Linked DNA regions of Homo sapiens: regions 2, 3, 4, 5 and 6 are each linked to region 1. Evidence: chromatin loops called from intact Hi-C (ENCODE). Cell type or tissue: OCI-LY7. All regions are shown on one strand. Region 1 has its middle 52 kb from the start of LINC01549. Region 2 holds the start of CXADR (CXADR cell adhesion molecule). Region 3 has its middle 66 kb from the start of BTG3. Region 4 overlaps CXADR (CXADR cell adhesion molecule). Region 5 has its middle 39 kb from the start of LINC03147. Region 6 has its middle 26 kb from the start of BTG3-AS1.

Region 1 (5,000 bases):
CTTCAGAGGCCCCTGGTTCCTCTATTGATAGAAGTTTTCTGAGTTCATGAATCAACTTTCTTCTAGTTGTTTTTTTCTTTTTCAGGTACTCAGCAGAGCAGAGATATATGAGTCCAAAGCCATTTACCAAAGGTTATAAGCTTTTCATTTTGTGTACAATAATCATCTTTTTTTGGTGTACAGTAATCATCTTCTATAATCACCTTTTCTGTTCTCCTCATTTTTGTGGAATTATGCCCTTTCACATCATTTTTGTTATTTTAGTGGGGTTTCAGGAAGGAGTAAGAGAAATGTGTGTGTGTGTTTCCTATCACTTGCAATTAACAGGAAGATCTTTCATTACCTGAGCTTGTTTTTTATCGAAGATTAACTCCCTATGGGTCAGGAAGTAGACATACTGTGTAATCATTTGGCACAGACTCCAGGCTAACACTAAAATATTATTATATTGGGAAATGAGAATAAAGAGAACATTTTTTAATATAAAAAGGAAATGATTATTTCTTGGATGATAATTTTTTTTCAAACTGAACCTTTGATTTGTATTTTTTTATTCTTGGATTACTTTTTCTTCATAGTCCATCCATTGTTCAATTAAAATGGGCAAAGGAAAGAGGTCCAGCCCTTAGAATATTTTTATATTAAATAAATACTTATAAAGTAATAAAATTTTCATTTTGTTTCCATACTATGAATAGAAATAGCCTCCTTTATAATATCCCCAGAGTATGAATAATAGAGAAATTATTGATGTATTTAGAAAGACTTCTTTAAACATACTCTACATTTTTATCTCTGAGAAAAAGATAATTAAGCTTATGATTCCCAAATTGTGCACTGAGGCACCCCAAGAAGTTGCAGTGACCTCACAGGGGCCACACGACATATTGAAAATTCTCAAGAAAAACACAGAAACATTTGTTGGCTGCTGCATGAACTACTGGCTCAAAATACCTTATAATTTAAACCTTAGATTGTGCTGTAATGCTTTTCTAAAAGACATATCTTTGGAAGCTGGGTTTTCAGAAGTTGCTGTGATAAAAAATAGATACTATATGACAATTAACATGGAACGGGAAATAAGGGTGGTGGTGGTGAATTTGGTTCTAAAGGTTGGGTGTCTAGTGCCCAATAGGTGCATGTACCTCACTGGTAACTGTGATGGTGTTAAAATGTATCCAAAATTCTTTAACAATCTTCCCTTTAATGGATGAATCCTAATTCCTTTCCCTTTGAATATGGGCTGGACTTAGTAACTAGCTTTTGAAAACTAGAATGTGGCAGAAGGGCAAGTGTGAGACTCAGAAGTCTAGATCATACAAGGCGTTTCATCTTCCTCTTTGCTTTTTCCTGTTGATCACTCAGTTTTGGGGAAGCCAGCTGCTTCACGGCTTGAGCATGTGAAGATGCTCAAGCAGCCCTGTGGGTGTGCCATGTGGAGAGGAAATGAGCTCTTTTGCAAAAAGCCAGCAGGGAGCTGATGCCACTGGCCAATAGCCATGGGAATGAACCATCTTAGAAGTGGGTCCTCCAGCCTCAGGTAACCTTTCTGGTGACTGCATCCCCGGCCACCATCATGAAGGCAACCTCATTAGGGATCCTGAGCGACAGCCATCCAGATAAGCTCCTCTGGCATCCCTGACCCACAGAAACTATGAGATAATAACGACTTGTTGTTTAAGCCACTAAATGTTGGGGGTAATTTGTTATGAAGCAATGGGTAACTAATATAGTCAGTGTGAGATAATGAAATAGGCCAGGAACAGTGGCTCATGCCTGTAATCCCATCACTTTAGGAGGCCAAGATGGGAGGACGGCTTGAGCCCAGGAGTTTGAGACCAACTTGGGCAACATAATGAGACATTGTCTCTACAATTAAAAAAAAAAAAAATTAGCAGGGAGTGGTGGTGTGCACCTGTAGTCCCAGCTACTTGGGAGGCTGAAGTGGGAGGGTCACTTGAGCCCAGTAGGTCGAGGCTGCAGTGAGCTTGGGTCACTGGAGCCTAGGTCCAGCCTGGGTGACACAGTGAGACCCTGTCTCAAAAAAAAAAATTTTTTTTCCCATTTGTTTATGTGTGTAATTTTTTCAAACAGCGAGTAAGTTGTTAGAATGTAAATACTTCTTAAGTTGCATAAACCTAACTATGTAATAAACAGAACTTTTTTTTTTTTGGAGCATGCGAAAAAAGTTACTGAGACACTAACTGTGCCATACACTGACAAAATTTGGGTACCTCATCAGTAATTAAGTTAAAGATAGTTGCTAAATGTTTTTTCTCTTAATTTTTTAGGAATATACAATAATTCTCATCTATTTTTTGAATGTAGAAACTTATTACGTTTTGACATTGAAACTTTTTTTTTCTTAGTATGTCAGTGGGGAGAAGAATACATTTCAAATTAACCACCATCGAGGAAAGTTATAATTTTCTAGTATTCAATAAACATGAACGAAATCATTGGCTTATAGAGATGAAATATGTGAGGAGTAATATAACATTTAAGAATAAAGTAACTCGCACATACAGTGAAGAATGGAAATACCAGCTTATGGATACAGTAATATGTGAAGGCAGTAGGTGCCATTTCAAAGCAGCAGTTGGTTTACTAAAAATAAAAAGAGGCCAAGCGCCCTCTAGTGGTAGCTGTTGATATAATTTAATAGCAGAAAAAAACTAACACAAAGTGCCTTCCTTTACCTTGAGACAGTGTTTAAAAGGTACTTGTTCTTTACTTTATCAATACTATTAAACCCTTCGCTATGGCTTTGTTTTTGAAGTTTTTTTGAATGAAAGAACGCCACCAATGACTTTTAATGCCAAATTCAGCAGCATTGGGTAGTTTTTTTTTTCATATAGGAGAAACAAAACCTTTCCATATTACATTAAAAAAAGCTCAATGAAGCATAACATTTTCTCAAAGCAGATTGCATCAGCGCCATGCAAGCAACTTAAAAACATAAGGTGGCCCTTATTTAGTGAATTACATTGACTGTAATGCAGCATCTTCCAACTTTCTTGTCCATCTCATAAACAAATATTTAAAACACAAACAGTGCAAAACACTGCACTGTGAGGAGGGGTTGAAGAGAGGCAAGGAGGCTTTCAGAAAAGTGAACCAGTGTGGTGTGGTTCAGAGAATAATGATGGGGGTTGGGGATTAGGATGCTGTGGGAACCTTCACAAAGCCTCTTACTTGATCCCAAGGGAACAGGTAAGGCCTCCAGGAGGAAGAAGCATATCAAGGTTGGGCTGTAGAGCTGAACTGGTAAAGTTGCTTTGCTGTCTTAATTTATCCTAGCTTCCTAAAATGAACGCTCTAATAAACTGTCGCTTGGACTAAAAATAAATTGCTGTAACAAAAGGATAACGACCATGCTTTGCAAATTTGCTAATTACTATTTGTTCTTGTAGTAAGGATTCTCTTTTTGTCTCAGAGGACTGTGACATTATTGCCTCTCAAAACAATGAATCATTTTTCACTAAGAAGATTTCTCCAAGTGTTCACTTCACCTTGTCTTTGAAATTGCCAGCCATCTATTCTCCAAGGCTGATTAGTAATGAATAGAGGAGGACCTTTTTAACTGACAATGCAGTTAATAGAGACCCTAATGTTTGAAAATGCAAAATGATCTCAACTTATCTTTAACGTGAGTTAAAAACAATTGGTTTACACTTTTACAGATAAGTGTAGTATGTAGAAACATATAAACTTGGTAGAATTTTAGGATCATAAACCTATCCGCATGTCATTTCAAATATGAATTTAGCTCACAAATGTCTGTACTCCACAGTAGACTGGAGTTGGGTTTTCCTAGTTCCAGAAGTATATTCACTTACAGAGAAGTCAATAGGTATCTACTTACAGGAAGCCAGAAGAGTGGGAATAAAAATTTCTAATTAATACAATTTTTTTCACTCAATTGATCAGCAAGTAACCCTAAAAGACAATGTATTAGCTTTACTTAGATAATAACTAATGTAATAGAAAAATGAATTTTCCAACATGTAAGAAGTAATTTAGGAATTACATCTGTTCCTAGTTATTTCTTATAATCATGAGTCACAAGCCATCATTCTTGAAGGTAGTTTGCAAATGTAACAGATGAGGAATAGCTATGCCCAGAACAGCTTGGACACTTAGCTTATATCAAAAGAAAATCTATATCCTATGAATTCTTTTGGTTGTAAATGAGGAAATTCAACTCAGTCTTATTTAAACAAAAAGCAGACTTATTGGGCCGTGTAACTGGAGTGGGGCAGGACTGGTACCAGGCACAACAGAATTATGCCTTCTCTTCCCATCCCTTGGCTTCCTCTGTGTCGACTACCCGGACTGGTATGGTTAAAGTGCAACCCTATATCTACCCAGAGGAAAAGAAGTCATTCTATGAAAAGGATACTTGCACACACACATTTATAACAGCACAATTTGCAATTGCAAAAATGTGGAACTAACCCAAATGCCCACCAATCAATGAGTGGGTAAAGAAACTGTGGAATATATATACCATGGAATACTACTCGGCCGCAAGAAGGAATGAATTAATGGCATTCACAGCAACCTGGATGGAATTGGAGACTATTATTCTAAGTGAAGTAACTCAGGAATGGAAAACCAAACATCACATATTCTCACTCATAAGTGGGAGTTAAGCTGTGAGGATGTGAAGGTATAAGAATGACACAATGGACTTCGGGGACTCGGGGGAAAGAGTGGGAAGGGAGTGAGGGATAAAAGACTACAAATTGGGTTTAGTGTATACTGCTTGGGTGATGAGTGCATTAAAATCTCACAAATCACCACTAAAGAACTTACTCATGTAACCAAATACCACCTGCTACCCAAAAACCTATGGAATAAAAAAATTAAAAAAAAAAATCTCTTGCCAATCCAGGAGACCTCCCCACAAACACAGAAAAAAAAAATGTGCAACCCTACACCCTGGGAGATACCTACATCTTGATCTCTACAGATCAGCCACATAGACATCATCTGTG
Region 2 (5,000 bases), 130 kb before region 1:
CTACACTCAAATGACCCTCCCGTCTCAACCTCCCAAATTGCTGGGATTACAAGCACCGTGCCTGGCCTCAGCTGTTCTTAAACTGAAAAACTGGAATAAAGATAGTTGCCTTGTTTAGCTGAGACACTGGCCCTTCGAGTAGATGTTCACTGTACCCGTGTATACCTTATGAGCACAATGACTCTCTGCATCAAAATATTATTTCTTAGAATTGTGCCTATCAAAGTGAGGCATTCCAAAAAAAAAAAATTAAATCCAATTATCTAAATATTCCCGTTAAAACAACAACAACTAGTTCCTGCCAGGCATGGTGGCTCACGCTTGTAATCCCAGGACTCTGGGAGGCTGAGGGAGGCGGATCACCTGAGGTCGGGAGTTTGAGACCAGCCTGACCAACATGGTTTCTACTAAAAATAAAAAAGTTAGCCGGGCATGGTGGGGGGTGCCTGTAATCCCAGCTACTCAGGAGGCTGAGGCAGGAGAATCGCTTAAACGCGGGGGGCGGAGGTTGTGGTGAGCCAAGATCACGCCATTGCACTCCAGCCTGTGCAACAAGAGCGAAACTCCATTTAAAAAAAAAAAAAAGTTCCTCCACATAATTTATGTTCTTCCACTTTTCTGCTTTAGATGTGGTCTAAAACTATTTTTTTTTTTTTTCCCAGAGAACACACTGTGTTCTCAACTTCATCTTCAGGTTCGGCCTAGACAAAAAAAAGAAAAAAAAGAAAGAAAGGTGGGAATGTACCTGTAAACTGGTTCTATGACCCTTCATCTTCTCCGGAAGGCTTACTTTGGACATTTCAGCCCGCCAAGTCTAAATGATATATATCAAAAAGGTGGAGGTAGTGCTATAGGCTCAGATCGAAGATTAGACTTGCTAATAGAATGTTGATCCCATGAGTAATGCTCACAGCTGTGGCATCCAACAATGGAATTAACATTTCAACAGGAAGCAGAGAGCCATCCCAACAGAAAGGGCCACTAGATCCTGCTTCAGAGCACCTAACAACAAAAAATTACCCTTCCAGAGGCTATACTAAGTGCGCCTCCTAGGATCCCACCTACGGATTTTTAAAAATGAATTATTTGGTTATAAAACGCAGCAAGTGCTTAGTTTGACAAACAAGATCAGTTGGTTAAAACACCGACATGGAAAATCCGTTTTTTAAAGTGTCAAAATGATTACGCCTCCTAATGGTCCACGCATTTTTCACATGCCTTTTTTCCCCTCCCAGAGAAAGGAGCAGTCGACAAACGCACTTGGCAAATCCTCTAGCAATTACCCTGTACAACTCAGCCCGTCTTATCTCCAAAATGAACGACTCATTACAAACTCAAAAACGAGGTCACTGAATTCTCCTTTGCACTTCGCCCAAGGACTGCAGAAACCAATGCTACATTTTTGCAGGAACCCACTTTTGATTTTCCACGGTCTCCTTCACAATGCGCGTCTGGTTAGCAGCTCCTGCCTGGGCGAGCTGCTTCCAGGAGACTAACACCGTCCAGGCTGGCGTTCGCTCAGCGCCTCTTTCCTAGAGGTAGCCTGGCCGATCCGAGGCACCGGGCAGCTCCATGTCCATTGAATAATGGCGTTTGCAATTCAGCCTCCCCGCCTGGGCGACTCGACACCTGAAAACTCGCCGCCCAAGGTTTTTGAAATCGGGTAACGCTGGAGAGAACCGACACGAAGGCTGACAAGGGAGACGGCGAGAGCAAAGAAAGGCAAGCCCGCACCGGGGCAGAGAATGCTATGGGAGAGCTGCGAGGCGCACCCGACACGCCGCGCCCGAGCCCCTCCGCCTCCACCCCCCGCCGAGGGCTCCGTCCCCGGGCACTCCGCGCGCCCTGCGCGGCTCCCTACGGGACGGCTCCAGGAGCGCCCGGCCCAGCAAAAGCGCCCCTGTGCAATTCTGCCCGCCCCGCCGCCCCTGCAGCAGCGCCCCCAAATCGCGCCCGCCCCCTCCCCCACGCCCCATTGTTCCTGGGTGGCCGCGGGCAGCGAGCGCCCCCGGGCTGGGCGGGTGCTGAGGACCCCATGGCCCCTACTCACCCACTACTCCGCACAGGAGCACGAAGCACAGCAGGAGCGCCATGGTGGCTGCCGTGCCGTGGGCGGCGGCTGCAGGTAGGCGGCTCTCGCTCCTGGTCCCAGGCTCCCCGCGCCTCGCGCGCTCCCGACTGGCTCGCGGCGGCGGCGGCACCTCTGCACCCTCCGCCCCTCCTCCCAGCCCCCGCTCGGCAGGTGAACTCGCGTCACTTCCGGCAGCGGCCCGGGCCGGGCTGCGAGCGCCGGCTTCTCCAGCCGCGTGGGGTTGCCTTGGCAACCGGGCGAGGCGCTCTTCTGTCCCCGGGACCCTCCCGGCGCCGAACTCTCAGCCTCCCGGCGCGCGGCGTCGTAGGTCGCGGGCGGCCGCCTCCCACGCCGCAAGCCTGCGCAGGGGTCCCCGCCTCCATCCCTTAAGCTAAACCAGGGTTTTGCGCGCGGGGGTGGGGCAGCCCGTCTCCCACATACTGAAATTGCGTTGGCGCCCTCCTTTAAGGCGAGGCACGGGACACTCCCAGGGGCCGCCACTAGGGCGGCTCCTACCCTCCGCCCCGCCTGCACCCACCCGTCCCACCCCTCGCGGTTTGCCCCAGGGGCAGGTTCTCTGACCTCATGCTCACGGGATGCGACCTGTGCAGCCCCTGGCCTTCGCTCTCTTAACGAGCCGCTCTGGCTGACATAAAAAGCGCGAGAGGGCTTTTCTCCATCTCTGGTAGGGATAGAGCCCCTCTGCAGCTACCGATTTGGGAAATACCTGAGGTTTTTTCCACTTGCACAGAAAGGCTATTCTAGCCCTGAAGCTGGCTAGTAAGACGCTATAGTCCCAGCTACTCCGGAGGCTGAGGTAGGCAGACAACTATTATCCAATATTAGTGAGTGAGCTTTGAAAGTGGGGCTCAGTAGTTGTGGTTGAAGGCGTCAGTTGGAGTGTGGGGTCGGGGAATTGGAGATCTTGAAAGTTGTTGTCGGCTGCTCTTCCAGATAACGTTTATTTATAACTACATAGAGACTTTGTAGTGCCGCGACAGTTCCATAACAGAAATGAATTGAAGAAGAGGAGCGGTGGGTAAGAGCTTATTCCGCGGAGTGGGGCAGTAACTGGGCAGGTTTCATAGAAATGGCACCTACTTCGGGGTTGCTATGAAAGTTAAATGAGATAATGCACAAAAAATGCTTGGCACCCTGCCTGGCACGTAGTTTTAATTAGCTTCCACTTACTGAGTTCTTGCTTACAGGGTTCCTGCTTATGTAGTCTATAAGCTTACATAGTTTGTAAGTTCCTGCTTACTATCTAGACTAAGCAGGAACCCCCGTAAGCAGAATTCAGTAAGTGGAAGCTAATAAAACTAATATTGGAAAATTCTTATTATGCATTGAACCAGAAAAGAGAAGGGGCAAAGAAATCAGGTATCAAGAAGACCAGAATTGCGCAACTGCAGTTTAGCCTGGTGAGTTGCAATTCTGGCTGCACATGAAAATTACTTGGAGAATGTTTTAAAAATACTAGTGCCTGGCTGGGCGCGGTGACTCACGCCTGTAATCCCAGCACTTTGGGGGCCCAGGCGGGCGGATCATGAGGTCAGGAGATCGAGACCATCCTGGCTAACACGGTGAAACCCTGTCTCTACTAAAAATACAAAAAATTAGCCAGGCGTGGTTGCAGGCGCCTGTAGTCCCAGCGACTCGGGAGGCTGAGGCAGGAGAATGGCGTGAACCCCGGGAGGGGGAGCTTGCAGTGAGCCGAGATTGCGCCACTGCACTCCAGCCTGGGCGACACAGCGAGACTCCGTCTCAAAAAAAAAAAAAATATATCTATCTATCTATCTATCTATATATGTATATATATACTAGTACCTGAGCCTTACTCAAGTGATTCCAATTTAATTTGATTTAAGGGGAATCCTGCTTTACGGCAGCCCAATAAATGACAGATGACCAGTGGTAGTAAGAGGAAGTGGCTTTGCAAAATCATACCATCTGATTGTAAAGTTCTGCCAAAGCTTTTACAAACTAATAAGAGTTCAATACAGACGTAAGACAACATGAGTAACGGCTAGGGACTTCCCATTTGAGCAAACAGGAATTCTACTGGATATAATTGCGTGTAAATAATATTTGGAATTTAAATTTTTACTCACCACACTAAATGAAATCAAGCAGAGAAGAGCAAGTATTGAAGTTGTTCATCTGTTTAACAGTGTTCTACGAGAACTTTTCTATACTCGCTCTGTCGCCCAGGCTGGAGTTCAGTGACCCCATCTCGGCTCACTGCAACCTCCGCCTCCAAGGTTCAAGCGATTCTTCTGCTTCAGCTTCCCGAGTACCTGGGACTACAGGCGCGCGCCACCACGCCCGGCTAATTTTTGTATTTTTAGTAGAGACGGGGTTTCACCATATGGGCCAGGCTGGTCTCGAACTCCCAGCATGTTGGGAGGCAGAGGTGGACGATCGCCTGAGCCCAGGCGTTCGAGACCAGCCTGGGCAACATGGCAAGACCCCCCATATCTACTAAAAATAAAAAATGAGCCGGATGTGATGGCGCGCAGTGCCTGTAGTCCCAGCTACTCCGGAGGCTGAGGTAGGAGGACAAATATTATCCAATATTAGTTTTGTTATCTTCCACTTACTATGTGCAGGAACCCGGTAAGCAGGATCTCAGTAAGTGGAGCTAATAAAGTGAGCCCAGGAGGCAGAGGTTGCAGAGAGCCTTGATCCAAGAAGGAGAAGGAAGCAGAAAGAAGAAGAAAAGGAGGAGGAGGAGGAGGAAGAATTACCCAAAAGGATTTAGGAGGAGGAGGGGGGGGGGAGGAATTACCCGAAAGGATTTAGGAGGAGGAGGGAGGAGGACCGGGAGGACGAAGGGAGGAGGAAGGAGGAGGAGGAGGAAGAGGAACAACAACTACCCAAAAGGATTTTTATCTTAATCCCTTTCCTGGTACTTTTTCTTCTAATTCTT
Region 3 (5,000 bases), 290 kb before region 1:
TCACTCATATTTACCTGAGAATACATCTCTTCAAATATTTTACAGAGTTTGCCACTTTTCATTGACAAAAGTCTCCTTGACATTTTCCTACAGCCAGACTTGGGCACCATTGCAGTATATACTCTTTTAAGCCATTTTTTCCCCCAGCAATTAATTAGTTGATTTCATGAAAAACTTAGCTCATCTTTCAAATCAAAGTAGAATGCATGTGTCACTCTTTGAAAATTTGTTCTTTCTACAAATGACGAAATAAGTTTTCAAAATTTTTAAATTTCCAGTGGTCTTTTAGAAATGTCTGTGAGGTGTAATTTATGGGATGTTTCCTTACACTCAGAAAATGAGGGTGCTTTTTGGAGCGAATTTGTCACCCACAATGGTCTTGCTGCAAAACCCTACTGTTTCCTGCAAGATTCAAGCATTTCCTTACTTCTTGATGGCTCAAAATGCCCGGGCTTCTGATGCTCAGGACAGAATCCCCAGCTCATACATTTTTAGATTTACTTCACTTTCAGGATTTACATATTTTAAGCATGAGGCTATGGATGTGTTTCAACCAATTTTCTAAAATACGCTTTTTCCTAAGACAATTTTTGCTTCTTGTTAAGACTCTGAGTGTTGAACATCTCTTGGGACCTGAGGTGGAGATTTTTATAACCTTCTGCTCTCCAGTTATAGGCTATTTGTGTCCCTACGTCCAAGTCTCAAGTTTATTTCTCCTTCTCATTTACTCCTTTACTATGAAGGGGTCCACAGCTAGACTAAAGTGGGGTTTAACGAACTGCAACCCAGGGGCCATTCTAGCCTGACATCTATTTTTGTTAACTAAAGTTTTATTGGAACACAATGACGTCCATTCATTTGCTTGTCTCTGACTGTTTTTACACTACAGTGGCAAAAAGGAGTAGCCAGAAGTAGACAGAGACCAGATGGCCTGCAAAACCAGAAGTATTTATTATCTGGCTCTTTTTTTTTTTTTTTTTGAGACGGAGTCTCGCTCTGTCACCCAGGCTGGAGTGCAGTGGCGCGATCTCGGCTCACTGCAACCTCTGCCTCCCAGGTTCACACCATTCTCCTGCCTCAGCCTCCTGAGTAGCTGGGACTACAGGCGCCTGCCACCACACCAGGCTAATTTTTTTCTATTTTCAGTAGAGATGGGGTTTCACCGTGTTAGCCAGGATGGTCTCGAACTCCTGACCTTGTGATCCTCCCGCCTCGGCCTCCCAAAGTGCTGGGATTACAGGCGTGAGCCACCGCACCCAGTCCTATCTGGCTCTTTAAAGGAAAAGTTGCCAACCCCTGGACTAACGGAACATTCCTAGTGAAAATATTTATAAGTTTTCTTTCAATAGGGAAACATCACATTACTTCTAGCATCACTCTAAACTGCATGTGCTGTGAGGATTTTGCAGTTTGCCAATGTTTCTTTATCTTTTATCGTTATCTTCAGGCCACAACATACAAAGAACCTCATTTTCAGATTGCACTCGTTATTAAAAAGACAATTTAGGGCCTAAAAATTAATGGACAGTCTTGTTTATAAATGCTTTTTTTTTTTTTTTTTTGAGACAGAGTCTTGCTCTGTCGCCCAGGCTGGAGTGCAGTGGTGGGATCTCAGCTCACTGCAGCCTCCACCTCTCAGGTTCAAGCGATTCTCCTGCCTCAGCCTCCTGAGTAGCTGGGATTACAGGTGCCCGCAACCACACCTGGCTAATTTTTGTATTTTAGTAGAGATGGGGTTTCACCATGTTGGCCAGGATGGTCTCAATCTCCTGACCTCGTGATCTGCCCGCCTCGGCCTCCCAAAGTGCTGGGATTACAGACGTGAGCCAAAGTGCCCTGTCAAATGGCATTCTTTAATCTACAATGAATCACCTAGTTACATGTGTAAGGGGAAGCGTCAGGGAGAACTGTCTGAATCTCTATTCATTTGCCTCAATTCTCTGCCATAATTTATTTATCATATTAACCTTAACCTTGTTAACCTTTCTCCTGTCTGCTAAAGTGAACCCCAATTTCACCTATTTGTAGCTTGTTTTGCTATATTGCTGTACACTGCTGATAAAAAAGAAAATAATTTTTTCTTTTAATTTTCCCCAAATTTTCTTGACAATTGGTGATGATACAAAGTATGTATCTAATACAATATTAACCCAGGAAAATATATTTTTAGAGACAAATCTTATTTTTTTCAATGAAAGTAAAAAGCAGTATGCTTTATTTACTAACTAGTAAGACCTTATTACTTTTCTCAAATACCACAAAACTTACTAAAGAAAAGCTTTCTGATTTGATCTTTGAATGATTGCAGAAAAGTAAACTGGCTTGGATCTGACATCACCTTGTCTTTCATTGCACTCTTTGCAGCCAAGTTACTGATATTCAACAGTACCAGTTTGCCCTCTTGTGGTGTATTGCAGTTACTGTTCTTTTCTACCACTAAGAAGTTTTGTATAGACCCGTTTAATTTTATGTAACTCATTGTACAAGACACCACTCTATCTTACATTTCATCTGTGATTAATTCATATAGAACAATAATCAATAATACATGCTGGAACTTTCAGAATGAACTTCTAAAATTACTCTAGACCATAATGAAATATGATTATCGCTGTTTGACACCCATCCTGAATTCCCAAGAACAGTAATAAATCTGCCATCCACCTTTGGTCCATAGGACTACTTTGTAGGACAAAAAGTCTAAAATTATCATATTCTTGCATATCAGATGTTATAAAGAACTTCTACCTATTCTGCTTTCCAACTCGGCGATGTGAATACATACATAAGTGTAAATATTTTTATCAAAGGACACGTGAACATTCTCCTAAGCAGGAGAATAAAAAGTTATTCTATTCAAAAGAATTGTTTCACTTTTGTAAAAGTAAAATCTACACCACAGTTTCTGGTTGCTTCCATTCAAGGAGAGCTTTGGAAACCCATTCTGACTCCTTGACTTTGTGAATTCACTGGTTTAGGGTAAAGTACAAGGCTCATGGATCCCATAGAGCAGTGGTCTCCAATCTTTTTGGCACCAGGGACCAGTTTCATGGAAGACAATTTTTCCATGGACTGGATGCGGGGATGGTTTCAAGATGATGCAAGCACATTACATTTATTGTGCACTTTATTTCTATTATGTTACATTGTAATATATAATGAAATAATTATACAACTCACCATCATGTAGAATCAGTGGGAGCCCTGAGCTTGTTTGCCTGCAACTAGACAGTCCCATCTGGGAGGTGATGGGAGACAGTGACAGATCATCAGGCATTAGATTCTCAAAAACAGCATGCAACCTAGATCCATTGCATGTGCAGTTCACAATAGGGTTTGCAATCTTATGAGAATCTAACGCTGCTGCTGATCTGACAGGAGGCAGAGCTCAGGTGGTAATGCTAACTCGCCCACCGCTCACCTCCTGCTGTGTGAATTGGCTCCTAATAGGCTACAGACAAGTACCAGTCCCTGGCCCAGTAGCTGGGGACACCTGCTGTAGCGTATATTTTGGCACTTGTGAGACCAATTACCTGTAATGTCTCCTCCACATACAGCAGGAATTAATTTCTCTTTTGTTACATATTTTCTCTTTTTTATATTTATACTTTTCCCTCTCTCCATGATACCCACTACGAGTTCAGATTCTGGAGTCCAGACAGCTTGGGCTTTTTTTTTTTTTTTTTTAATATATGCAAGTTCTACCACTTAATTTTTTTTTTTGAGATGGAGTCTCGCCCTGTTGCCTAGGCTGGAGTGCAGTAGTGCGATCTCAGCTCACTGCAAGCTCTGCCTCCCAGGTTCACGCCATTCTCCTGCCTCAGCCTCCTGAGTAGCTGGGACTACAGGCACCTGCCACCATGACCAGCTAATTTTTTTTTTTTTTTGTATTTTTAGTAGAGACAGGGTTTCGCTGTGTTAGCCAGGGTGGTCTTGATCTCCTGACCTCGTGATCCGCCTGCCTCGGCCTCCCAAAATGCTGGGATTACAGGCATGAGCCACCAAGCCCGGCCCACTTACTTTCTTACTGGGGATTTCTTGTGCAAATTGCCTTAATGGACTCACCCTTGATTCCTTGTCTCTGAGGGCGGAGGATTACCCAGGTGCCGAGGCAAGAGACTGAAGGCACAAACTGTTTCAGTATAATAAAGAAAATAGTTAGAATAAGAATAGTCATAATACAAATTAGATATAGAGATGATCATGAACAATTATCAATCATTATTATAAACATTATTAATCATTAGCTTTTAATATTACTCTTTGTTGCATTACTAATATAACCTAGGAATAACCAGTGGGTATAGGGTCAGGTGCTGAAGGGACATTGTGAGAAGTGACCTAGAAGGCAAGAGGTGAGCCTTCTGTCACGCCTGCATAAGGGCCGCTTGAGGGCTCCTTGGTCAAGCGGTAACGCCAGTGTCTGGGAAGGCACCGGTTACTTAGCAGACTGCGAGAGGGAGTCTCCTTTCCTTGGAGGAGTCAGGGAAAACTCTGCTCCAGCAGCTTCTGGTGGGAGGCTGGATATTATCCAGGCCTGCGCGCAGTCATCCGGAGGCCTAAACCCCTCCCTGTGGTGCTGTGCTTCAATGGTCACTCTCCTTGTCCACTTTCATGTTCCTCCCATACTCCTGGTTCCTCTTTGAAGTTCGTAGTAGATAGCGGTAGCAGAAATGGTGACAGTCTTAAAGTCTTTGATCTTTCTTATAAGTGCATAGAAGAAAACACTGACCTATGCTGCCTTCTCTCTGTGTGCTTTGGCTACCTAAGAAGGAAGGGCCACCTGTCCTGTGATCATGTGACTTGCTTCACCTTGTCAATCACTTAGAAGATTCACCCTCCTTACCCTGCCCCCTTGTCTTATATGCAATAAATATCAGTGTGTCCAGCCGTTCAGGGCCACTACCAGTCTATGCGTCTTAATGGTAGTGGTCCCCGGGTCCAGCTCTTTTCTCTTAATCGTTTTGTCTTGTGTCTTTATTTATTACAATCTCTCATCT
Region 4 (5,000 bases), 170 kb before region 1:
ATAAGTTTTGCAAATTATTTCATTCTGGGAGTCTTCAATGAAATGAGCCTTGTTCTCTTCCAGTTCTTCAAACTACCAATAAATCCTTTATTAGAATAAATTACCAGCAAATAAATAACTGATGCAATGCTTTGTGCATCAAACATCTATGGGTAATATGGTATTCTAACTCTAACGCTCATCCTTTCTATATCCATTTTCTCCCATATAACCAGCAATCTAAACATATCTAATAACGGATAGTTATTTAAAATAGCTGCTAGGAAATTCAGGGCCTCACTACAACCCGTCCACAATAAAACAAGATTCTACCAACACAGGTTTCTGAATGACACTTTGGAGTGGCCCACCTGCTTTCCACTGGGAAGAGGAAGTACAAGTCTTTTACATGCCAACATCCAACCATTACACTACGAGGAAGATTAATTCTTAACCCATGGTACTCTGCTGGAACAGAAGAAAACCACAAAGAGAGCACGAATAAAGTCTTGTCTCCTAAATGTTTCTTTGGTCTGGACTTCCCACATACTGGCCGCTGTCCTCAGAACATCTGCTTCCATGATCACTAACACAAACAACAGTCCTTCTCAGATATGGGTATGTGACCATCAAGTTGTAGTTGGACATGGTATCCCACCAATTTAGTAATGCTCTGTTCCATACACGTATTCCTTCATCATCTTTTCCTGCTAGTGGCTGCACCAGTCTACTGGAAATAATCTCTAAATCCCTACATGAGACAGGGGATACTTTTATCATGATGTCATCCTTCCAAGAAATATAATTTCTTATTGGTTCAAAAATACCCTGACTCCAGGCAAAATCTATCAATAGATGCTAAAATCAATAGGCAAAAGTTAAATAAGAAATAACATATCTGCATAGTCTCGAAGTAGCTCCCCCAAGACATTTTTTAATTATAGAGGGAAAAATAATAACTCTAGAGTGGAGAAGCCCATCAGATAAAACTTAAACCAAGCGATCACGATTAACAATAAGACATGACATCATGTGCCCCCAGACGTGACTGGAGGAGATTAAGGAGATATAAATGCCATGTGGATTCTAGATGCAATCCTAGTACAAAAAGGACATTACCGGAAAACAGTAAAATTCAAACTGGGTCTGTAATTTAGTTAATAGTATTGTATCAGTGTTAATTTCCTGGTTTTGATAATTATAATATGATTTTGTAAGATGTTAACATTAGGGGAAATTAGATGATGGATCCACTCTCAGAAACTTCCTTGTATTTTTGCAACTTTTCCATAAAACTAAAAATTATTGTAAAATAAAAAGTAGTGAGGGGCCGTGCCCAGTATCAATGGTTTGCAAATCCCTTAGGACCTTTAAGGCCAGTGATGACTGAGCCACTACACTTGCTGCTGCCACTGTGGCATGGTGCAGTGGGAGTATACCATATATGTCCAGGAATTGTTAACTGTGCATGTTCTGCTCTTCAAAACAACTCTGTCTCTTTATACCAAAAGGTTTCAATAAACAGGCCCTTCCAGAGCTCCAGGGGAAGGTGCCCGTGATATATGGCCACAACAGTAACCTTCTATCAACTCTCTTTGTTATCATTTCCCACTTCTGCTTCTTTACTGAGCTGCATCCACAAGAGCTTCTGCTGTGTCTGAAAGAGCAAGGCAGGCACGGCAATGGAGCAAGCTACAGCAACATGCTGCCCCTCACATCCAGACGACTATCAATCATCTCTGTGGGTTAACGGCCACATAACACACAAGCTCAATGAATGCACTGCCATTACCCTGTGAATGCCATGATGGCAACTACTTCAGATTTCCCACAAAAGAACCAAAGCATTAGACAGAGCCACTATCAGTCAATCAAATGAGCTCCAGTGACCACCACTTAGTTGGGTCACTAGAGGGCACTTCATCTTATCTTTTGCCCCAGATAATCCAGGCAGAATTTCCAGGCAAAACTAACAGATAAGCTTCAATCCAATTAATTTTCACCTTCGAGAGAATATAATTCTGGTGGTTTCTCCCAGCAGCAGTCACGACTCATCTAAAAACATGGAAGAAAAAGCTACAAGGAATTCTCTGGCTCTGACACAACCTCGTCCAGATCAGAGTTCCAGTCGTCCCTACTTCTCTTCGGCAATCACTTCCCTGCTTTCTCCTCTCATCCCCAGTTTATCCCCTCTCCCCCTCCTTGGTTTGAACTGAAGGCTGACTTGGCTATAAAATTCTCCCCAGGAGTAACTCAGGGTGAACTGTGTCAATGCTTCCCACTTACCCATTCTTAGGACATGCTGGGGTTCAAAGTTTAATATAAAAAGGCCATTCCTACTGCCGGGCAGTCACGGCTCCTGCCATGAGTGAACTGAGCCACATCATGTGCCATCCCCTACCACCCAACTCAGGTTCCTTTTTGGGACATGTTCTGCTGTAATGTTCTCTTCAGTTGAGAACTGCAAATGTGACCCTGAACCTGGTCCCACAGGATCCAGACAATACACAAACACACAAACATGCTTGTCCACAACTCTTCTGGGAATATGTGCCAACCCCATTAATCCCAGTGTAACTGTCCCATCAAACAGGGGTTTCACAATAAATAATTCCGATAATCAAATATCTTCTGCTTCGCATATCATGAACCAGTTAATATTCCGTATACATCTTCCAACTTAATAGTTCCTAGAGAGCAGTGTTGGAAGAAAGTATAGTCAGGGTTATAATCTCAGGAATTCCTGGGTCTGTGATAAGAATTCAGACCAGGTAGCTGGGTGCGGTGGCTCACACCTGTAATCCCAGCACTTTGGGAGGCCAAGGCAGGCAGATCACGAGGTCTGGAGATTGAGACCATCCTGGCTAACATGGTGAAACCCCGTCTCTACCAAAAATAAAATCAGCCAGGTGTGGTGGCGGGCACCTGTAGTCCCAACTAATCAGGACGGCAAGACAAGAGTATTGCTTGAACCCAGGAGGCGGAGGTTGCCGTGAGCCGAGATCATGCCACTGCACTCCAGCCTGGGTGACAGAGCGAGACTTGGTCTCAAAAAGAAAAAAAAAAAAAAAAAAAGAATTCGGACCAGGTGTTAATCTTTCACTTGCTTATACATTTATAACAAAGAAAAGTTACTCCATGTTTACTCAATGAAGACACAGAAAATTCAAATTTCCAACATTACCATATTCCTTTTCCTGGTTCCTTTTTTAGATTGACTTACTTTCACACCACAAGAAACATTTTTAGTTAGTGCGATTCAGAATGATGCATTTCACCAGGACCTCTTCAGGTCCCCATTCAATGATGCTGCCAGCAGAGTCTATCTACCAAGACAATGCATGAATTTGCCATGAAGGTACACAAAAATCCCCACTCTTGTTCCTAGTCTCTAGGAGTAATAGTTAAGTGCTGGGTCTACTTGTAGGAGGAGTAGTTAAGTGTTGGGTGCCCAAGTCATCTTGAACATTGCTCTCCTAAAGAGTATTCTTGTAATCTCAGCACTCTGGGTGGCCGAGGTGGGTGGATCACCTGAGGTCAGGAGTTTGAGACCAGCCTGGCCAACATGGTGAAACACTGTTTCTACTAAACATACAAAAATTAGCCAGGCGTGGTGGTGCATGCCTGTAATCCCAGCTACTTGGGAGGCTGAGGCAAGAGAATCACTTGAACCTGGGAAGCAGAGGCTGTAGTGAGCAGAGATTGTGCCACTGCACTCTAGCCTGGGTAACAGAGTGTGACTCCATCTCAAATAAAATAATATTAAATTAAATTAAAATTAAAATAAAGAGTATTCTTTAGAATATTCTACCCCACCCCTAATCAGTTCTCTAAACAGAAGGAATGAGGTAAATGTTGATGTGGGAGGCCTGCCCTGATCAGTTATTTCCAGTCATGCTAGACAATTCTAGCATCAGCTTTTCCTATGAAAGTCAATCCCCAAGTGTCCCCTAAAACATGAGGACAGGGGAATTTACTGTCATTAAGCAGAGAGCTAGACAGCTATGTTTTTCTACATGGTAGCCAATGTACATTTTGTGTAAAGCTTACCACAGTATGGTTTTAGAAGTATATTTATGAACTATTATCTTTCAGTTTCTCAATTTGAAGGGATTAAGAGTGCTTGTAGACATTATCACAGAATCTAGAGAAGGATAATAAACTCTGTAGTCTTTGGCAGTTTACAAAGCAGTTTACACTACCTCCCTATTAACTATTACAGAGAGGGCTATAAGATATCAGTGAATGTCTCATCTCCTCACTTTAATGATGAAAAACAGTGATGCCAAGAAGCTTAAATACTATGTGATGCCTAATGGCCTTACTTGAATTCAATATTCCTTCTTCCATATTTCTTCATCTCCATTCTAAATGCTTAAATTATTCATCATAGAAACATGGTTCTACATAATTCTCAGGGCAAATTCTGAGGACAAGGCAAAAACCCTAGATCTCCTAACTCCTAGCTTAGGGTTCTTCCTCCATACCATAATACTCGTTCACTTATTTTCAAACTCTTATGAATTTCACAAAGAAGTTGATCACTTCTTACTTTTCCTATCCAAAACCAAAAGCTAGTTTTATATTTGATGCTATCCAACATAGAAGTACTTCAAGTGTTTAAAATTGTTATTCTAAAAAATTAAGCTTTATTTTATACAAGTGCTGCTACTACAGTACTATGACTAATCATTCTCTTACTCAGTAACCCGTTAACACAAATAAAAATAACTTACCAAGAACTACCAGATGAATCTTCTTATTTGCAACACCAGGAGCTTTTTTCACTTTGCACTGATATGTGCCAATATCTGACAGTTGTAAATTCGTTACATTTATTGATGCATCACCAGATTTGAGATCATTACTCGTAAAATGTACTCGGCCTTTCAGATCTGGATAGTAGTCATCATAAATTTTGTCTCCAGAATATAAAATAATCTAAAAGAAAGCCAAAATTAGACAGGAGGAAAAACAAACACACACAAAAAAAACTGTCTCTTAAAGGAGCCCTGGATACA
Region 5 (5,000 bases), 540 kb before region 1:
TATGACCACCTTCTAAATATAAGAACAGCACGTAGCAAGCCAGGAACAGAGAGGATATCAAAGACAATGTTATAAGCGCTAAAGACAAACCTCATCTATAATCTGCCTAGGAAATGCCCAAATTCCATTCTATACGTGTGGGCAGGGGTATATTCAACTCCCTCTCATTTCCCTATTTTTCTGGAGCCAATATTCAAGTTTTCTTCAACTCTGGGATATATATATATACACACACACATACATACATATACATATATATACATATATACATATATACATATATATACATATATACATATATACATATATATACATATATACATATATACATACACACAGATATACATACATACACACAGATATACATATACATACATATACACATATATGCATACATATACATATATGCATACACATATGTGTGTATGTCTGTGTGTGTGTGCGTGTGTGTGTGTGTGTCTGTGTATTTAAAAGGTCTTTCTACCTAGGATAGATTATAGAAAGGCAATTTCCAAAATGGCCCAGATTGCCCACTAATGCACTCTTTATCCTAAACTTCCCAGTGACTTATGTTCCAGAGTATTCTTTTTATAATATTTGCCTTTAGAAAGTCTTAATCCTGATTCCCAACTGTATTCAAGTACGATCACTTTAGTAACTTGGTGATATGGTTTGGCTGTGTCCCCACCCAAAATCTCATCTTGAATTGTAATCCCTATAATCCACGTGTCAAGGGCGGGACCAGGTGGAGGTAAATGAATCGTGGGGGCGGTTTCTGTCATGTTGTTCTCGTGACAGTGAGTGAGTATCACAAGATCTGATAGTTTTATCACCATCTGGCATTTCCCCTGCTTGCATCTCTCCATGCTGAGGCCCTGTGAAGAAGGTGTTTGCTTCTCCTTTGCCTTCTGCCATGATTATAAGTTTCCTGAGGCCTCCCCAGCAATGAGGAACTGTGAGTTAATTAAACTTCTTTCCTTTATAAACTATCCAATCTCAGGTATTTCTTCATAGAAGTATGAGAATGGACTAATACACTTCAGGAAAAAAAAAAAAAAAACCCACCTTATTTATTTGTTACCCTCAGTAGCTTACTTAATCATTTGTCCTTGTGTAAACAATGTGTGTTGAGACCCTAGGCAAGTATAATTCTGTTGTCTAACCTAAAACAAAGAATTAAATTTTTTTTTCATTTCATAAAGGAAAAGCTAAACTTTTGTAAAATGGCAATACAAATATCAACACATGTTATGTTTAATTAGTTGGACTAATATGAAAGCTGTCTGTGTATCAGCTTTTTAAGATTTTCATCCTGATCTTTGAGAACTGAGCAGTGCGGTTTTGCTGCCCTCTTGAGGAAAGACAAGAATCATTACACCTACTAATTTAGAGTTTTTATGTTCTCATTATGCTTATTGGAACTAATTAAATTACTATTAATTAAACCACAAATTAAAATAAGTTTTGAAATACTAATTGTCTATTAAACATCTCAAATTATATCCTCATGAGTAAACAAAGAAAAAGAATAAACATCTCAAAGAAACTTATAATCACTACATTACTAAACTTTGAAAATAACCAATAAAAGATATTGGGTCCACTATTTGACCTTTCTGGACAACCAACATGGAATAGTCATTTACTCAAAGGAACTCAGAAAGTGTGTGGCTCACTTATAGTCCTGGATTGCCTGTATAAAATGTAATGAATAAAATAACAAAAATAGGAATCATCCAAATCTATTATAAATAAATTTATCCTTTTACTCGCAGGCGAATTTAAAATTTGTGGATGTTAACATACTAAGTTCCTATAATTTAAATCTCCCAATTCATGACAATGAAAAAGCAAACTCCATAAGGAGTAGCTCCTTGTTTATTTATTCAACAAGCATTTATTCAAAGCCTTCTATGTACTCTTTATGAATAATGCCAAAGGTCAGTTGAGAAATCAATGAGTTATTTAATTCTTTCCTATTTGCCCTCTGACACTTCAAATGTGTGGCCAAATTTACACTCAGCATGAAAGTCAGCTATCAGGAAACTGGCCCAGGTGCATACATCTTCACCCATTCTCCACCTGAGCAATCAAACCATTAATATGTATTAAGAGCTCTCTGCCTGCACAGTTCTAAAATTTTAAACCTGTGAAAACTGAGAGTCAACTTTCATGTTATGGACTGGTCACAATTTTGGATATGCACACTGTAGCATGGTACTAGAGTGACCACTAGAGGTCGCATCAGGTGGAATTTACAGAGGCTGCTCATACGCAGATTGGATTCTCCTCAGGGGTGTGTCCTTTCCTTTCTTCCACCCCACACGGCCACTAGTGCCCCCTCCCTTGAGCTTGGCTGCCCAGATTGCTCACTAATGCACTCTTTAACCTAAACTTCCAGTGACTTATGTTCCAGACTATTCTTTTTATAATATTTGCCTTTAGAATGTCTTAATCCTGATTCCCAACTGTATTAACTAATTCAGACCACAGGCTTAATGAGTGATCATTGATTGGTGTCTTTGTCTTCTTATGTAGCATTTTTTTAACAGAGCCAGATAAGGACAAGCTCTGTGGTAATATAACAGAATGATTAGCAGTGCACCTATTTGGTTTTACAAGGTGGATATGATGACAATGTACAAAAAAGAAAAACTTATTTCTGTAGACTTATTAATTTCTACCCTGAATGCAATATCAAGCATGTATTATTGATTTTTATGTTATGTTCAGCTAAAAAGTCCTTCAGTCTAGAGATTTCAGATAATAAAAAGTCCAGGTCAGAACAGTCCCGACTAATTGTATAATGACAATCTCATTTCAAGTTAAAACTTCTCTTCTCTCCCAGCTTCAGACTTGGAAGCCTGCAATGGGCAAATAGGATGAAGCTGGCTTCCTTTCTCTTCCTTGTTCACCTCCTCTCCTGCTAGGTCAGGCCCAGGGAAGAGGAGTTGGCAGGAAAGTGCACAGCTGCTCCATGGTGACACAGTTGTGATCTCACATCATTTCTCTCCGGTCTCCAAGGCTGATTCTCCAATAAAGGGTTTTTGGAGACAGCCCTCGGACACCTTTGCACTAGAGTGCACCAACTGCCTCTCCTCCCACAGGCTACTTACTGCTCCCTCCTGCTGGCCCTTGGGCTTCTGGCTGCCCATTTCTCTCCTCAAGTCCCTTCACCATCAGCTATACTCCAGCGGAGGATGCTGACCAGCTCTCTTTTCTGCATTCACACAGCTTTCACAGGAAATGCTACTTTTATTCTCCCCCTTGTGTACATGCCTTTGCTCCCTGTTTAGCACTTTGTATGGTGCTACCGGGCAGAGGCACCTCCAGCCACAGCCTCTCACCTTTAGCTTCCTCAGGCATGAGCCAAATATCAGACACTCTATCCCTCAAACTCCAAGAGACCCTCACGTTCCTCAACATCCTTCTCTTCCAAAGAAAGGGAGAGGGGAAGAACAGCATGTCAACAACACTCTCCAAAGAATTCCTGACTCTCAGCTTCTTTGACTTCAACCTGTTTCAAAACTCAAGTAAGTGATTGTTTAAAGCTATCTTTGTGTTGCCATCTTTCTAGTTCCACATGAGTAGTTTGGCACCTTTTCTAAATTATAGGGCTACTTAAGAACAAGTATTTTGTTCCTGGCCTTTGGGACTTGTATAAAACTGAAGAACTGGCCAGGCACAGTGGCTCAGGCCTGTAATCCCAGTACTTTGGGAGGCTGAGGTGGGCGAATCACGAGGTCAGGAGTTTGAGACCAGCCTGACCAACATGGTGAAACCCCGTCTCTACTAAAAATACAAAAAATTAGCTGGACATAGTGGCGGGCACCTGTAGTCCCAGCTACTCCAGAGGCTGAGGCAGGAGAATTGCTTGAACCCAGGAGGCGGAGGTTGCAGTGAGCCGAGATTGTGACCCCACACTCCAGCCTGGGCAACAATGCGAGACTTCGTCTCAAAAAAAAAAAAAAAAACTGAAGAATTAGGGAAAATGTTATATAAAATGTCCTCTGAGATCTTGTGGGAAAGTTGTTAACATCTTTTTACTTTTTTTAATTTATTTTACAAATCTGTAAAATTGAGCCCATGCTTACACCTACCTCATAGGGCAGTTGTCAGCATTTATGGTGATAATGCAGACTTTGGCAGGAAAAAAAAAAAGAGGCAGAAAAAGACAAAGTCTGCTGTAAATAATGGAAAAGCTTGTGAAAGGAAAATAAATCTTGAGGCCCCCAAATCACTAAGCTAAAGGGAAAAGTCAAGCTGGGACTACTTAGGGCAAACCTGCCTCCCATTCTATTCAAAGCCAACCCCCACCCCTGCTCACTGAGATAAATGCATATCTCATTGCCTTCTTTGGAGGGGCTAATCAGAAACTCAAAAGAATGTAACCATTTGTTTCTTATCTACCTATGAGCTGGAAGTCCCCTCCCTGCTTGAAGTTGTCCCACCTTTGCTTCCAATTGTCCCACTTTTCCAGAAGGAACCAATGTTCATCTTTCATATGTTGACTGATGTCTCCCGTCTCCCTAAAATGAATAAAAGCAAGCTGTGCTCTGACCACCTTGGGCACGTGTCTTCAGGACTCCTGAGGCTGTCACGGCTGCATGTCCTCAAACTTGGCAAAATAAACTCTCTAAATTAACTGAGACCTGTCTCAGATATTCAGAGTTCGCAACCTTTAGGAGCTACATCTCAGTGCATTCAGTAAAAGAATAAACTTAAAGCTAAGACCTCATAAGGAATGTCACCCCACATTCCTGAAATCTAATGTAAAACATTGCTGTTGTTATTGTGTTTAATTTCCACATAAATAGCAGTAATACTATCACACTACATGGGCAATTAAATAACCCTTTATTTAATTAAAGTACTTCATAGATAAGTGTGCTAACAACCTTATCAGAGCTACCACTGATGAGTTCCAAACCAGATTTATCAACCCATCTTGAGTGTCTCCTCTGATTCTTCAGCCTCATCTATTTTGTGGGCCATTGGCT
Region 6 (5,000 bases), 200 kb before region 1:
GCTACCAATGACTTTCTTCACAGAATTGGAAAAAACTACTTTAAAGTTCATATGGAACCAAAAAAGAGCCCGCATTGCCAACTCAATCCTAAGCCAAAAGAACAAAGCTGGAGGCATCACACTACCTGACTTCAAACTACACTACAAGCCTACAGTAACCAAAACAGCATGGTATTGGTGCCAAAACAGAGATATAAACCAATCGAACAGAACAGAGCCCTCAGAAATAACGCCACATATCTACAACTATCTGATCTTTGACAAACCTGAGAAAAACAAGCAATGGGGAAAGGATTCCCTATTTAATAAATGGTGCTGGGAAAACTGGCTAGCCATATATAGAAAGCTGAAACTGGATCCCTTCCTTACACCTTATACAAAAATTAATTCAAGATGGATTAAAGACTTACATGTTAGACCTAAAACCATAACCCTAGAAGAAAACCTAGGCAATACCATTCAGGACATAGGCATGGGCAAGGACTTCATGTCTAAAACACCAAAAGCAATGGCAACAAAAGCCAAAATTGACAAATGGGATCTAATTAAACTAAAGAGCTTCTGCACAGCAAAAGAAACTACCATCAGAGTGAACAGGCAACCTACAGAATGGGAGAATATTTTTGCAACCTACTCACCTGACAAAGGGCTAATATCCAGAATCTACAATGAACTCCAACAAATTTACAAGAAAAAAACAACCCCATCGAAAAGTGGGTGAAGGATATGAACAGACACTTCTCAAAAGAAGACATTTATGCAGCCAAAAGACACATGAAAAAATGCTCATCATCACTGGCCATCAGAGAAATGCAAATCAAAACCACATTGAGATACCATCTCACACCAGTTAGAATGGCGATCATTTAAAAAGTCAGGAAACAACAGGTGCTGGAGAGGATGTGGAGAAATAGGAACACTTTTACACTGTTGGTGGGACTGTAAACTAGTTCAACCATTGTGGAAGTCAGTGTGGCGATTCCTCAGGGATCTAGAACTAGAAATACCATTTGACCCAGCCATCCCATTACTGGGTATATACCCAAAGGATTATAAATCATGCTGCTATAAGGACACATGCACACGTAGGTTTATTGCGGCACTATTCACAATAGCAAAGACTTGGAACCAACCCACATGTCCAACAATGATAGACTGGATTAAGAAAATGTGGCACATATACACCATGGGATACTATGCAGCCATAAAAAATGATGAGTTCATGTCCTTTGTAGGGACATGGATGAAGCTGGAATCCATCATTCTCAGCAAACTACTGCAAGGACAAAAAACCAAACACCGCATGTTCTCACTCATAGGTGGGAATTGAACAACGAGAACACATGGACACAGGAAGGGGAACATCACACACCAGGGACTGTTGTGGGGTGAGGGGAGGGAGGAGGGACAGCATTAGGAGATACACCTAATGTTAAATGACGAGTTAATGAGTGCAGCACACCAACACGGCACATGTATACATATGTAACAAACCTGCACGTTGTGCACATGTACCCTAAAACTTAAAGTATAATAATAATAAAAAATTTTAAAAAACTAAAACAAAACAAAAATTAATAGGTATTTGGCTATCCATTTTTAAAAATTAACCCCCTACTTCAAACCATAAAAATAGATTCCAAATATATTAAAGAAATCACGTAAGTTATGAAACTATAGGAGTACTGAGAAGAGGCTGACTCACACCTGTAATCTCAGCACTTTGGGAGGCCAAGGTAGGAGAACTGCTTGAGGCCAGAAGTTTGAGACCAACTTAGGCAACAAAGTGAGACCCCATCTTTACCAAGAATAAAAATAAATAAAAGAACTGAGAGGAAATATGGAAGGATTATACATATATAATATATATTATATATATATATACACATTATATATATATATACACACATTTTGTATATATACATATAAACTTTAGCTTTGGGAAATATTGGAAGACAGGCCATTTGGAATGGGGAAAAAATTTTAAATTTTCACAAAATGTGTAAAAGAAAATGAATTAATGTCACTATATACAAAAAGGGTCTGTATATAATTAAAGTAAATCATTTAGTAAGGCCAAATCAATAAAGAAACACAAATGGCTAAAAATATTAAAAGATAAGACAATGGCACACTAATGACGAGGGAACTATAAATTGAGACCATATTTAGACCAGATGAAAAGGAATAAATCGCCTATAAAAATTACTGGCCACAAGAGGGCATCAGATTTCCCTTTCCAGCTTAGCTAAATACTATATTCGCAAAGAATAATCTAGCTTCTACAGGAAAAGTGTTAGTGGTTATAGCTTAAATCACTTCTTTTCCTATGGGTCTACATGTAAAAACTGTCACTGGTAATGGAGAATTTTAATGAATTATGTCATAGTTATTATACAAAACATTTCTTTACTATAATTATTTTTCTGTTAATAAAAGTAGTATTGTTCATTTAAGAAAAGAATTAAAACCGGGCGCGGTGGCTCATGCCTGTAATCCCAGCACTTTGGGAGGCCAAGGCGGGCGGATCATGAGCTCAAAAGATCGAGACTATCCTGGCCAACATGGTGAAACCCCGTCTGTACTAAAAATACAAAAAAATTAGCTGGGCGTAGTGGCACGCGCCTGTAATCCCAGCTACTCAGGAGGCTGAGGCAGGAGAATCGCTTGAACCTGGGAGGCGGAGGTTGCAGTGAGCCGAGATGGCGCCACTGTACTCCAGCGTGACGACAGAGCGAGACTCGGTCTCAAAAAAAAATAATAATTAAACACCCAGAAGCACAAAGACAGATCATTGGAATCGAAAACCACTATTAATAGTTTAATGGATGGGGGAGCTTTTACTTTATATACTCCTATACTGTTGTATTATGATATGAAATATGTTCATTTTATGGTCACACAATTCGAAAACATGGAATGTTTTCTTACGCCATTGTTTTTTTCCTAAAACATGATTTTTTATAGTTTCATGGTACTCATATGTATGTGCTGTAATTGATTTAACAAATCTTTATTACTAGATTTTAAGCTACAAATCTCTTTCAGAAATATCTTTTCAATCATATATCTCAATGCATATCAATGTCAGATGTTGGTCAGGAGTATTCATTTAAAGTCCAGAAATAAACAGCCAAGTTAATCTCAGAACTACCAACTTTATGAATTCACACATAAAAAATATAGACAATACATTTTTCAGAGTTAATTTAATAAGTAAAGCCACAAAATTCAATGGAAAAACAGTGTGATTTTGTTTTACTAAACTCTATGGAAAAAAACAAACATTGTTTTTGCATCTTATAAATCATCCATCAACCACTTCTAAAGAAGAAGTGATAAAATATACTGATTGAAAATGAAAATGTATTTAAAATTTTTGAACTTTGTTTAAAGAGACTGTAACATGAAAATATAAAGTCAGTTTTGTTATTTGAGTTTTTGTTTGTTTGTTTGTTTTTTGAGACGGAGTCTCTCTCTGTGGTGGAGCGCAGTGGTGCAATCTCGGCTCACTGCAACCTCCGCCTCCTGGGTTCAAGCAATTCTCCTGCCTCAGCCTCCAGAGTAGCTGGGATTACAGGTGCCCGCCACCATGTCCAGCTAACTTTTTGTATTTTTAGTAGAGACAGGGTTTCACTATGTTGGCCAGGCTGGTCTCAAACTCCTGACCTCGTGATCCGCCCTCCTCGGCCTCCCAAAGTGCTGGGACTACAGACGTGAGCCATCACGCCCGGCCTAGGGGCAGGACTTTTTAAAACTTTCAGAATCGCAAGACCTTAATAATAGTAAGATGTCCAAATACATTAGGAACCATTTGAACGTTTGCAAGACAGAATAACCAAACTTGTGAATGCAGGATGGCACGATGATGTGTACGTGAACCACCCTGCACTACAATACGCTCTTTCCTTAGAAGATGATCTTCACATCGCTGTTACAGACCAAAATAAATAAAAAGCCAAAGCTACGTCTTTAATTAAAAATCATCATTTATTGATGGCTTCATACCAGCCAAACGCTGGACTAGGTGCTTTACATGGATTATCTCATGTATGTTCTTGAGGTCTATACAGTTTGTTCTTCATTTGTTCAGTGGCTGAGCCAGGATAACCTCTAACTCCAGAGTCCAAACTCTTAACCATTACATTTACTTCTTCTAACAGAATCCTTCCATTTATCTTAAATCATGAGTAAGCACAAATCTTTCCCACCTGAGTTGATTGCATACACATACACACACAAACACACAAACCCAGGAATAAGCATGTCCTATGTATGCAAGCCTCGAAAGCACTAACTTGTGGCTATAATGGATCCCTTTCTAACATAGCAACAAAAGGAAGGAAGGAGGTTAAGATCCATTCTGTGTGAGGTTACTACACCCGTAGGCAGCCTTGTAGATCCATTACAAGCTAATTTTAACAGAGATGGGACCAGATCATAATGAGGTCTTTCTGGTAAACTGTCCTCAAAGAAAGGGTCCAAAAAGGAATCCCATGTGATCATTAGGATAGTGCTGAATTTTAAAAATCTCTTTAAGATATTTCTCTCTTCTTCCTCAGCCTTTGAGCAAACTCAAAGAGAGGATTATACATTTATTTCTTAGTTAACATTTGGGTATTTAATCATTAAAATATGTCTGTTCACTGATACCAGGGGGAGCAAAGTGGATTTCGAGTGTGTGTCAGCATGGCCAAATCATCTGATGGCTATTTTGGATGAGATGGTAGCGTATTTCAAGTATTGCTCTGATACTAAAATGGATGATGTACAACAGTTATACATATATGTTGGAGAAAATCTGAAAAACAACCACCCCAAGTTAATCTCTTAAAATTTGGTATATCTTTCCTATGACTACTATAGACATTTAAAGGTTTTTATTTTAACATTTAAAACAGCCTATGGACGTTTCTGTTTTTTGCAGAACTTTAACTGCTATGTAAATTTCTTCACTTAACTGTACCACAAATCTTTTGCCCATAACATTACAAGAAGTT

Evidence for each region. A loop is a pair of places that touch in the nucleus more often than their neighbours do. Peaks named below come from ENCODE experiments on the same cell type or tissue, not always from the same donor. Only the 100,000 strongest peaks of a DNase experiment are listed, where the experiment ranks them.
Region 2: a loop joins it to region 1, with 5 times the contacts of the local background. A loop is called at or near these places in 24 of 110 quality-filtered maps.
Region 3: a loop joins it to region 1, with 4 times the contacts of the local background. A loop is called at or near these places in 9 of 110 quality-filtered maps.
Region 4: it touches region 1 in a loop (11-fold over the local background); 22 of 110 quality-filtered maps call a loop at or near these places.
Region 5: a loop joins it to region 1, with 3 times the contacts of the local background. A loop is called at or near these places in 10 of 110 quality-filtered maps.
Region 6: it touches region 1 in a loop (5-fold over the local background); 90 of 110 quality-filtered maps call a loop at or near these places.

Annotation. Positions count from the first base shown.
Region 1 is chr21:17,384,855-17,389,854 of GRCh38, reverse strand. No RefSeq gene overlaps it. Among named protein-coding and RNA genes, the nearest start is that of LINC01549, 52 kb to the left of the region's middle. In OCI-LY7, CTCF peaks have their summits at 2,435 and 2,636 (motif pointing left); DNase peaks (open chromatin) are centred at 1,404, 2,614 and 3,074; H3K4me3 peaks cover 1,415 bases; H3K27ac peaks cover 3,357 bases.
Region 2 is chr21:17,510,223-17,515,222 of GRCh38, reverse strand. CXADR (CXADR cell adhesion molecule) reads right to left here and starts at 2,180. Exons shown (of 7, transcript NM_001338.5): 1 at 2,051-2,180. The coding sequence starts at 2,093. RefSeq lists silencers at 2,010-2,549, 2,610-2,729. In OCI-LY7, CTCF peaks have their summits at 944, 1,147, 2,323 and 2,523; DNase peaks (open chromatin) are centred at 1,752, 2,262 and 2,542; H3K4me3 peaks cover 3,019 bases; H3K27ac peaks cover 599 bases.
Region 3 is chr21:17,676,599-17,681,598 of GRCh38, reverse strand. No RefSeq gene overlaps it. Among named protein-coding and RNA genes, the nearest start is that of BTG3, 66 kb to the right of the region's middle. In OCI-LY7, CTCF peaks have their summits at 2,203 and 2,402 (motif pointing left); a DNase peak (open chromatin) is centred at 2,378.
Region 4 is chr21:17,551,669-17,556,668 of GRCh38, reverse strand. CXADR (CXADR cell adhesion molecule) reads right to left here. Exons shown (of 7, transcript NM_001338.5): 3 at 4,716-4,920. Among named protein-coding and RNA genes, the nearest start is that of CXADR, 41 kb to the right of the region's middle. In OCI-LY7, a CTCF peak has its summit at 1,894 (motif pointing right); no DNase peak of the experiment used is centred here.
Region 5 is chr21:17,922,437-17,927,436 of GRCh38, reverse strand. It overlaps a transcript of CHODL not described here. Among named protein-coding and RNA genes, the nearest start is that of LINC03147, 39 kb to the right of the region's middle. In OCI-LY7, CTCF peaks have their summits at 1,128, 1,329 (motif pointing left), 2,025 and 2,227 (motif pointing right); a DNase peak (open chromatin) is centred at 2,246.
Region 6 is chr21:17,583,286-17,588,285 of GRCh38, reverse strand. It overlaps a transcript of CXADR not described here. Among named protein-coding and RNA genes, the nearest start is that of BTG3-AS1, 26 kb to the left of the region's middle. In OCI-LY7, CTCF peaks have their summits at 1,992 and 2,212 (motif pointing right); a DNase peak (open chromatin) is centred at 2,215.